Linked DNA regions of Homo sapiens: region 2 is linked to region 1. The links are chromatin loops, found by intact Hi-C in ENCODE. Cell type or tissue: CD4-positive, alpha-beta T cell. All regions are shown on one strand. Each heading gives the region's core, and the rest is flanking DNA. Links, peaks and the distances in the headings are about the cores only.

What was found. A loop is a pair of places that touch in the nucleus more often than their neighbours do. Peaks named below come from ENCODE experiments on the same cell type or tissue, not always from the same donor. Only the 100,000 strongest peaks of a DNase experiment are listed, where the experiment ranks them.
Region 2: a loop joins it to region 1, with 3 times the contacts of the local background. A loop is called at or near these places in 4 of 110 quality-filtered maps.

Annotation. Positions count from the first base shown.
Region 1 is chr19:7,941,271-7,946,653 of GRCh38, reverse strand. TIMM44 (translocase of inner mitochondrial membrane 44) reads left to right here and starts at 2,988. Exons shown (of 13, transcript NM_006351.4): 1 at 2,988-3,047. The coding sequence starts at 3,003. RefSeq lists enhancers at 1,794-2,336, 2,337-2,880, 2,885-3,254, 2,881-3,423, 3,424-3,967 and a silencer at 2,785-2,854. In CD4-positive, alpha-beta T cell, for the core only: CTCF peaks have their summits at 2,101 and 2,300 (motif pointing left); DNase peaks (open chromatin) are centred at 2,273 and 2,803; H3K4me3 peaks cover 1,864 bases; H3K27ac peaks cover 1,565 bases.
Region 2 is chr19:8,394,480-8,399,862 of GRCh38, reverse strand. All of the region lies in intron 1 of RAB11B (RAB11B, member RAS oncogene family), which reads right to left. Among named protein-coding and RNA genes, the nearest start is that of RAB11B-AS1, 6.5 kb to the right of the region's middle. RefSeq lists a silencer at 3,115-3,164. In CD4-positive, alpha-beta T cell, for the core only: CTCF peaks have their summits at 2,774 and 2,977 (motif pointing right); a DNase peak (open chromatin) is centred at 3,052.

The DNA of each region.
Region 1 (5,383 bases), core at 467-4,466:
GATGGGGGTTCACCATGTTAGCCAGGATGGTCTTGATCCCCTGACCTCATGATTTGCCCATCTCGGCCTCCCACAGTGCTGAGCGCAGTGGCACACGCCTGTAATCCCAGCAATTTGGGAGGCCAAGGCAGGTGGATCACGAGGTCAGGACTCGAGACTAGCACGGCCAAGATGGTGAAACCCCGTCTCTACTAAAAATACAAAAATTATCCGGGTATGGTGGCGGGCGCCTGTAGTCCCAGCTACTCGGGAGGCTGAGGCAGGAGAATGCCATGAACCTGGGAGGTGGAGCTTGCAGTGAGCCGAGATCACGCCACTGCACTCCAGCCTGGGTGACAGACTGAGACTCAGTCTCAAAACAACGACAACAACAAAAAATTGTTTTTTAGAGATGGAGGTCTCGAGGGGGCATGGTGGCTCATGCCTGTAATCCCAGCATTTTGGGAGGCTGAGGTGGGAGGATCACCTGAGGTTCAGGAGTTCGAGACCAGCCTGACCAATATGGAGAAACCCCGTCTCTACTAAGAACACAAAATTAGCTGGGTGTGGTGGCACATGCCTGTAATCCCAGCTACTTGGGAGGCTGAGGCAGGAGAATCACTTGAACCTGGGAAGCAGAGGCTGCGGTGAGCCAAGATCGCGCCATTGCACTCCAGCCTGCGCAACAAGAGTAAAACTCCATCTCAAAAAAAAAAAGGCCGGGTGTGGTGGCTCACGCCTGTAATCCCAGCACTTTGGGAGGCCGAGGCAAGCGGATCACGAGGTCAGGAAATCGAGTCCATCCTGGCTAACATGGTGAAACCCTGTCTCTACTAAAAATACAAAAAATTAGCTGGGTGTGGTGGCAGGCACATGTAGTCCCAGCTACTCGGGAGGCTAAGGCAGGAGAATGGTGTGAACCTGGGAGGCGGAGCTTGCAGTGAGCCAAGATCGTGCCACTGCACTCCAGCCTGGGCGACAGAGTGAGACTCTGTCTCAAAACAACAAAAAAAGAGATGGAGGTCTCATGCTGTCACCCAGGGTGGAGTGCAGTGGGTGATCATAGCTCACTGCAGCCTCTAACTAATGGGCTCAAGAGATCCTCCCACCTCAGCCTCCTAAGTAGCTGGAATTCCAGGCGAGAGACACCATGCTTGGCTTATTTTTTTATTTTTGTAGAGATAGGGTCTCGTTATGTTGCCCAGACTGGTCTGTAACTCCTGGGCTCAAATGATGCTCCTGCCTCAGGCTCCTGAGTTGCTGGGATAATAGGACTGAGCCACGGATCCTGGCTTAAAGGAGTCTTCTATCTCCACTTTATCTTTGGGTCTTTGACATGCTTATATGACACACTGCCTCTGAGTGTCCAATGCTGTAGTTTTCTTTCTTTCCTTTCTCTCTCTCTCTTTCTTTCTTCTTCTTTTTTTTTGACACAAGGTCTCTCTCTGTTGCCCAGGTAGTGTAGTGTAGTGTAGTGTAGTGTAGTGGCACGATCACGGCTCACTACAGCCTTAACTTCCCGGGCCTCAACGATCCTCCCATCTCAGCCTCCTGAGTAGCTGGGACTACAAGCACATGCTACCACGCCAAGCTAATGTTTTGTATTTGTTGTAAAGAAGAGGTCTTCACTATGTTGCCCAGGCTGGTCTCAAACTCTTGGGCTGGAGAGATCCTCCCGCCTCAGTGTCCCAAAGTGCTGGGATTATAGGCATGAGCCACCGCGCCCGGCCAAACTCCGTACTTTCAACCACAACTAAGAATCCATATTTCTAGCCCAGACCTTATTCTTAGCAACACACCTGTGTACACCAACCGCTTAACTAGTTTGCTCCTCTTGGCATCAAGACATCTCGAACAAAGCCAGAGTGGAAGCCCTCATCTCTTACCCCCACCTTGAGGGGGAGCTCCTGAGATGGAGAACACAAGTCTATCCATCGCAGAAGCCAGGAATGCATGCTCTCCGGGGCCAAGCTGCCTCCCTTTGAAATAATGAAGTCCCATAAACCCATATCACAGGTTAGTAATGCAAAAAGACCGGGTGCGGTAGCTCACGCCTGTAATCCCAGTGACTCAGAGGCTGAGGCAGGAGGATCGCTTGAGCTTGGGAATTGGAGGCTGCAGTGAGCTAGATTACGACACTGCACTCTAGCCTGGGTGACAGAGCAAGCCTCTGGCTCTATAAAAAAAAAAAAGGATCCAATAAGACAAACAGCAACAGCAACATACATTAGCTCTCCCAGGGGACCAACCCTCCTCCTCATACCCGGATTGCATGGCCATGTTAAAATACCGCCACCTGGTGGCGGCATTCTTCGAATGGAAAATAGCATCTGGGGTGCTGAAATGACAAAGGCCTGAGCGTCTTCAGATCAGAGTGTCAGTTCACACTGAATCGAAGTAGGACTGGACCACAGTCAGCCCGCTCTCAGCTTCCTCTTCTTATTCGGGGTCAAAACCAACAGGCGTCTTCCCAAAGCGCCGCACAAGAGTGGGCTCCTTCGCTTTCTCGGAGCGACTCACTTGCTGGTCTCTCAGCCATTGTCAATCAATCAGTCATTGCAGGGGCAGCCATAGACAATTACTCTGGAGCTGGTCCGCCGGTCAATCAGAATCCAATCGAATCCGTCCTTGTGGTCGGTGGATCCACGTGCCTGTACCACCTGCCACCAGCGCCCGGCGCGTTCTGTAGCCGAATCACCGCAAGTGACGGAATACACGCCCCTGGGCTCCGCCCCCTCGTAGTCGCGCCCAATCACAGATCTGACCCTCCCAGGAGTGCCCTCCCCCGGGCCACATCCAGTCACGGGCCCCGTCCTTCCAAAACACTGCCCTATCAGAGGTCAAGCTCTCTAGGCATTCCCTACCCTTTTAATGCCCCGCCCTATGACGGACCCAATCGGAGGGCTCTCCCTACCCGAAACCCCGCTCCTGGAGCGGCTTTTCTCAGGCTTGCGCGGCTCTAGGCCGAAGCGGCGGATGACGCAACCGGGCCGCGCCGCGAGAAGGTCACACGATTCTCCAACATGGCGGCGGCGGCCCTGCGGAGTGGCTGGTGCCGCTGTCCACGGGTGAGCGGCGGTGCGGCGCTGGCAGGGCGAGCTTAGGGGTCTTCTGGGCCTTCGGCCACCAAGGCTTTCTTCTCAGACCCTTGGCCTTCGCGACCCTTGCTTGGGCTCCTTAGAAAGCTTGGGGTTAGATCTTTGGGTAGCAGAGGCCAGGACAGGGGGCACAGAGCGTGGCCTGAGGGCGGGGACCGAGCTTACCGGGCAGGGGGCGGCGATGCGCGGGACCTGGGAGGGAGCTGATCACCCTTCGCCCTCTGATCAGACTCCACGTATACAGGAGAGAGAATGGTAGCCGGGGCGGCGGCGTCCCGTGGAAAAAAGTAGAGGGGAAGGCAAAAAAACGTGAAATTCACAGCTCGCGGTTAAATGCCAAGTTCTCTACCGAGAGCATTTCTTGTCTCGTTTCTTCTAACGTTCATTGTGGATGTGCGAGAGGTGGTTCGCGCCCTAGCAGGCTCTTGGGTCCACAGGGCAGTGGCAGTCAAGACGTGTAAGGCGCACTCAGAAAGTAGTACTTCATATTGCTCGTGCTCTTCGTTTTTTCTTTTTTCTCTTTTTTTTTTTTTTTTGAGACAGAGTTTCGCTCTTGTCGCCCAGTCTGGAGTGCAATGGCGCGATCTCGGCTCACTGCAACTTCTGCCTCCTTCTGCCTCCGGGTTCAAGCGATTCTCCTGCCTCAGCCTCAGGTGGATCACCTGAGGTCAGGAGTTCGAGATCCACTGGCCCACATGGTGAAATCCCATCTCTACTAAAACCCCATCTGTACTAAAAATACAAAAAAATTAGCCGGGCATGGTGGCGCGCTCCTGTAATCCCAACTACTTGGGAGGCTGAGGCAGGAGAATCACTTGAACCCGGCAGGCGGAGATTGCAGTGAGCCGAGATCCTGCCACTTTACTCCAGCCTGGGCAACAGAGGGAGACTCCGTCTCAAAAAAAAAAAAAAAAGTTATCCTCAAGTAAATACAGGAGATAGTAGGCACCTGTGTAAGTTTGGGATGTTGCATAGGGTTCTCAGAGGTAGGAGGCAGAGAACAGAGAGAAAAACGGCCCAGGAAATGTGGAAATGGTGGAGAAGTTGTACCTGGTCTTTTGACATCAACACGCCAGGTTCTGTGCTGGGTGACAGGGTGCCGAGCTGAACAGGACCTGCACAGAGCTTTTTTTTTTTCCCCCAATTTTTTATGGAGGCAGGGTCTAGCTATGTTGCCCAGGCTGGTCTCAAACTCCTGAGCTCAAACGATCCTTCCGCCTCAGCCTCCCAAAGTATCGGGATTACAGGCATGAGCCACCAGCTCAGTGCCTGCACAGAACTTAAGGCAAGATCTCGGCTCACTGCACCCTCCACCTCCCGGGTTTAAGCAATACTACAGGTGTGTGGGACTACAGGTGTGTGCCACCACGCCCGGCTAATTTTTGTATTTTTGGTAGAGACGGGATTTCACCATGTTGGCCAGGCTGATCTCGAACTCCTGACCGGGTGATCCTCCCACCTCAGCCTCCCAACGTGTTGGGATTACTGGCGTGAGCCACCGCGCCCAGCCAGCAAGTGCCTTTTACATGAGATCAGCCCAGTCTTTGCCCAGAGCGACTCCCCTAAATTACTCTGTTTATAGCTCAACCCTTGAGGAGGACATTGTAGGTTTATTCCAGAGTTGTCCCTGGGGCAACACATTATCGATGTTTGTGTCTGAAAAATCCAGTTCTCTCATCTTTGGAGGCTGGCAGAAATGGGGTGGGCTCGCAAGAGAAGACTGCTTGCCACTAGCATAGAAGCTTAGAGTGCCTACTTTCAGACTAAGGGATTAAATTGTACATTTAGCCTTCTTCCCCCCATGGGTTGGCATTTCCTGGGACCTGTCCGTTTTCCCCCAGTTTCAGGGGCACGAGGATAGATGTAGGCCCTGGAGGTACAGACACAGCATTTTCTCTTTCCACCAGCTTCTGCTTGCTTCTCAGACTTTGGGAAGATTACAGAGTGCCCGGCATGCATCAGGCATAAGATACAAATTGGCCAGTGAGGCCAGGTGCAGTGGCTCATGCCTGTAATCCCAGCACTTTGGAAAACCGGGGGAGGGGTGGATCACCTGAGGTCAGGAGTTCGAGACCAGCCTGGCCAACATGGCAAAACCGCTTCTCTCCTAAAAATACAAATATTAGCCGGATGTGATGGCGCATACCTGTAATTCCAGCTACTCGGGAGACTGAGGCAGGAGAATCGCTTGAACCCAGGAGGCATAGGTTGCAGGGAGCTGAGATCGCAGCACTGCACTCTAGCCTGAGACTCCGTCTCAAAAAAAAAAAAAAAATGGCCAGTGAGTTGCAGGTGACCCTGCTGTT
Region 2 (5,383 bases), core at 517-4,516, 450 kb before region 1:
CTGGGCGGGAAGGCGAGGTTCTGTGAATCCCCACACTCCACCCACGACTGCCCCCACAACCTTCCCGCCGGTTCCCTGGGTGCTGCACCAACGCGGCTGCCAACGGTGTGGAGGAGTCGAGAGATGCCTGGAGCCCAGGGCCTGCAGGCACTGTGCTAAGTGGTGCAGAAGTGAAGGCAGGCTCCTGCCTTCCAGAAACAGCCACTGCGGATAGCACAACACCTGCCTGTGTCTGGTCCTCAGAGCAGGGCTGTCCCAGCTGGGGCAAGGGGACCCAGGCAGCCAGGCAGGCAGAGCAGCTTGAGATCCATCAACCCTGAGCCTCCACCTGCAGCCTGGTGGCTGGGCAGCCAGACACGGCTTGAGAAGGCTCCTGAGCGGGGTGACCTTGGGCAAGTCACTTCACCTCTGGACTACTTTTTCCAAATGTGTGAACAGGAAGGCAGTCACAGGAGGAGGAAGTAAGAGCAGGCATGGCCAGGCACGGTGGCTCCCGCCTGTAATCTCAATGCTTTGAGAGGATGAGCCAGGCGGATCACTTGAGGTCGGGAGTTCGAGACCAGCCTGGCCAACATGGTGAAATCCCGTCTCTATAAAAAATACAAAAAGTACCCGGGCGCGGTGGCTCACACCTGTAATCCCAGCACTTTGGGAGGCCGAGGCGGGTGGATCACGAGGTCAGGAGATCGAGACCATCCTGGCTAACGTGGTGAAACCCCATCTCCACTAAAAATACAATAAAATTAGCTGGGTGTGGTAGCGGGCGCCTGTAGCCCCAGCTACTTGGGAGGCTGAGGCAGGAGAATGGCGTGAATCCGGGAGGCGGAGCTTGCAGTGAGCCGAGATCACGCCACCGTACTCCAGCCTGGGTGACAGAGCGAGACTCCATCTCAAAAAAAAAAATAATAATAATAATAATTAGCTGGGCGTGGTGGCTACTGTAGCCCCAGCTACTCAGGAGGCTGAGGCAGGAGAATCGCTTGAGCCCAGGAGGTGGAGGCTGCAGTGAGCCGAGATCGAATCACTGCACTCCAGCCTAGGCAACAGAGATTCTGTCTCCCCCCACGAAAAGAGCAGGCATCGCACAGGAAGGGACACGAGTAGGCAGCTGTCACGGTTGTTGTGGTTTCTGGTCAGGGCATGGGAAGGGTCACTGCTCCAGGTATGTAAGTGACAGGACATGAGGAGCTACTCCCACCTCAACCCCCACCTCTCCTGGTGCAGCAAACCCACATCCAGCTTCGGCACAGATGGCTGAGTGGGAAACAGGAATGTGCCCTGAGGACGCAGCCCGGAGGAAAGAGCCTGCAGCCACCTCCCACCACCCCTGTCCCCAGGGTCAGGTCCCCTGCTGAGCTGCAGGGAGCTCCAGCCAAGGCTAAGTCCTCATTCAAGGGGCAGTCCGTGTGGCAGTCCACGTGTGTGCACAGCTCCTCACAAGGCTCCAACACAGGTATGCATTGTCCCAGGAGGGGGGTGCACAGCAGAGCAGCTTGCCAAGATGCAAACCCTGGCCCAGAAAGGAGTCAGCGCAGCGTGGACAGAACAGAGATGAGGGTTTGTGGGCAACAGCACCCAGGGACGGGGGCCTGAGCCCAGTCGACACGGGGTGTGCAGCAGGCCTGTCTCATGCTGGCCAAGGAGCATCAGGAACACTTTCCCTGAGCAGAGCAGGTGCCTGCTGGTCAGGCCAGGGGTGAGCTGCCTTGTAAACTGTTTCCTGTCCCAGCCATGGAAGCACTGTCCCTATGGGCCCAGCCGCCCCAGGCTCTGGGGTGGGGTCTGGGTGAGCTGTCCCCAGACCCAGAACATACCATGTGGGGAAGATCAGTGTGTGTGTGTGCACTTGAATACAGCCAACCAGACGCCCCAGCCAGAAGCCCCGTGGACCCCCAAGTGTGGGCCTTGGGCCCCGGCACCTGAGGGTGGGTTGGCTCAGTGGCTTGGTCATCCCTGGTCCCAGGGAGTTAGGGGGCATCCACTGAGGATGAGGCTTCCTTGTCTGGGAAGAGATGGGTATGGCTGTTCCTCCTGAGCTCGGGGAGGTGCTGGCAGCCAGGCTGAGCCCTGGCTGACCCAGAGGTCCGCTGGCCCCACTCGGGACCCCTGCTACATTGAGGGAGCAGGCCCTGGAGCCCACCAGGCAGCCCTCCTCTGCCCTTCCCCTGGCCACACTGTGGGGCTGTACCTACACGTTTGGAATTTTCCCTCTAGAAAACATTCTCTCCTGACCCAACTTCCTGCCTCGGGCACTGGAAGGTATCATCTACACTCACTCACTCCACCTCCTGTCCCCCAGTCCTAGAACTCAAACCAAGCACGCTTTCGCCCCCACAGTCAGTGTCAGCCTCAGCTACCCCCACTCCCCCGGGCCTGTGCAGCAGGCACCCAGCCAGCTCTCCCTCCTTCCCTGCCTGCAGGGGCTCCACACCCCGACTCCTCTCCTCACAGTCACTCCCACTCAGTCTCCCACTCTACCTTCGAACCTCAGGGAGCCTCAGGACAGGCATCTCTGTCCACACCCAGTCCCCAGGTGACCCCATCCAGGCTCATGGCTGTAAATACCAGCCATGGGCTGGTAACTCCTATATTACCTCTCTCCCTAGAAGCCCAGACTGGCGTGCCCATTGTCTCCTTCATGTCTCCTCAGGGGCCCCAGGCCCCTCATACCCAGAAGAGCAGAGCCAAGCTCCCGATCACTCCCTAAGCCTGCTCACCCACCGCTCACCTACCCTCCTTATCTTGGTTAACTTTGGCTTGGTCCTACCAGGCACTCATGCCAGAAACCTGGAGTCATTCTCGACTCCTTCCTTTCTCTCGCATCTCAGAATCAATCCTTCAGCACATCCGAAACAGATCCAAGAGAAGGGAGGACGAGGGGTGCACCCCACCATGTCTCCCTGGGCGATTCCATTCCAGACTCTCAGACCCTGGAAGGTATTGTCTGTGCGGTCCCTGTGTTCACGCTCATCACCAACCAAAACGCTGTCCTCCTGCAGCAGCCACCAGAGAGCGCCCGTGAGTGCCGAGCCAGGGCACCTCCCTCCCTCCTCTGCAGACAACCCTCCGTGGCCCCCACCTTCCGCAGGGGAAAAGCCACAGTCCTCCCCGCTGCCCACAGGGCCCTCCCCTCCTCCCTCCCGCCCCCCCCCCGGCTCACTCTGCTCCAGCCACACAGGCCTCCATGCTGTTCCCCCAACACGCCAGGTGCGATCCTGCCTCAGGGCCTTTGCACGGGTTGCTCCTGCTGCCAGAAACGCTCTTCTCCAGGCACACACCTGGCTCCCTCCCTCATCCCCTTCGTGTGGCCCCTTAAATGCCACTTGGCCAAGAAGGCCCTCCCTGCTATGCTACTAAAACTCTACTCTCCGAATTACCCTGCTCCCGGACCCAGTTCTTCCTCCGTCACTCTTGCCACTCTCTCACCTGTCAGGTGGCATTTATCTTTTGCCAGTCTGCCCCAAGGGCAGGAATCAGGTCCTGGCACAGTGCTTGGCACACAATAAACACCCAAGAAAATGTCTGTCAAGTGAACAAACAAAATGCCAAAAAGGCTGGCAGAGCCTCCCACGCATGCCGCCTGCCCCATACCTAGAGGATGCCAGGTCACCACCCTTGGGCCACAGGTGAGGAGGGCAGGATCAGGCAGCCCCTACAACCCCACCTGGTACCCGCTCTGGTTGGCTGCTTGGAAGCCAAGAATAACAAGAACAAGGAGAATATTCGATGAGCTTGTGCTAACAAAGCTCTTGATGTGCGTTACTTCGCAGAAGCCTCCTGTAGCCCATTTTTACAGATGAGGAAACTGAGGCTTGGATGGGGAACGGGGTGCGGGGCAGAGCAGGACCCTGAAGCTATGCATGTTTGTGGGCTCGCCCTCACCTCCCAACGGTGCTCCCCAAGTGACTTGTCTGGAGCCACCGCCTGGGAAGTGAGCCAGGCAGGATTTGAACCCAGGTCTTCTGCATCCACAGTCCAAGTTCTTCCTTCGCAACTCACTGCCACACTCACTGTCCTACCCCAAACCCCAGCACGTGGCTCGGGAGTCGTGGTTCTGCCTTATGGGGTGGGCATTGAGGCTCTGGGCACCCCAGCTCCCACCGCATAGGGCAGCCTGTCCCCCTGGGGCGGCCAGCAAACTCCTACTCATCCTTCAAGACCCCTCGGCTCAGACCTCTCCTCTCCCCAAAGACCACTGCTTGGCCTGGCGTGAAAGACCTAAGACAACGGGGCTGGCATTCTCTCACGTCACCATGGGTGCCCCGCACAGGGCTACCAAGTGGACTTCAGAGAAAGACAGAAAGATGGCCGGGTACAGTGGCTCATGCCTGTAATCCTGTAATCCCAGCACTTGGGGAGGCCGAGGCAGGCGGATCATTTGAGGTCAGGAGTTTGAGACCAACCTGACTAACATGGTGAAACCCCGTCTCTATGAAAAATACAAAAATTAGCCGGGTGTGGTGGTGGAGGCTGAGGCAAGAGAATCATTTGAACCTGGGAGGCGGAGGTTGCAGTGAGCCGGGATCGTGCCACTGCACTCCAAGCTGGGCGACACAGCGAGACTCCATCTCAAAAAAAAAAAAAAAAAAAAGAAAGATGGAAAGAGGTGGAGTGAATGTAGGCGTGTGGCCCAGCACCTCCCAACCAAGCCAGTAGGGATGAGAATCGGCTCCCAGGCCACTGGGGGCCAAGATGGACTCACTGTGAGGGCCCCCATCTACACCACCAACCTTAACCTCCTTTCCACGGCAGCTACGGGAGCCTGGCCAAGGCCAGGGAGGTCTGCTCAGTTCTCACGTCCTCAGGAAATAAGACAGGAAACTCGGGCCCTGCCCAGGCATTCCCGACACCTTCACACCATTCCAGCCTTGCCCCAGCTGTACAGCCTTAGTGGCTCCTCAGCCCCATCAGTTTGTTTGTTTTTGTTTGTTTGTATTGAGATGGAATCTCCCTCGCCCAGGCTGGAGTGCACTGACACAATCTCAGCTCACTGTACTCTCCGCCTCCTGAGTTCAAGAGATCCTCCTGCCTCAGCCTCCCGAGTAGCCGGGATTATAGGCGTGCACCACGACGCCCAGATAATTTTTGTATTTTTAGTAGAGGTGGGGTTTTGCCATGTTGGCCAGGCTGTCTCAAACTCCTGACTTCAAGTGATTCACCCACCTCGGCCTTCCAAAGTACTAGGATTCCAGGCGTGAGCCATGGCACCCAGCCCCATCAGTTTTGCCCTCAAGCACTTTGGCCAGGCTGGGTCCCCAGTGCTTTGCAGGCCTCAGCTGTCCACATTCTCAGGGCTGCCCCAGGGACAGATGTAAATATTATCATTCTCCCTGAACAGCTGGGGACACTCAACCCAGAGTGACCAAGTCAGAGCAAAGGCCAA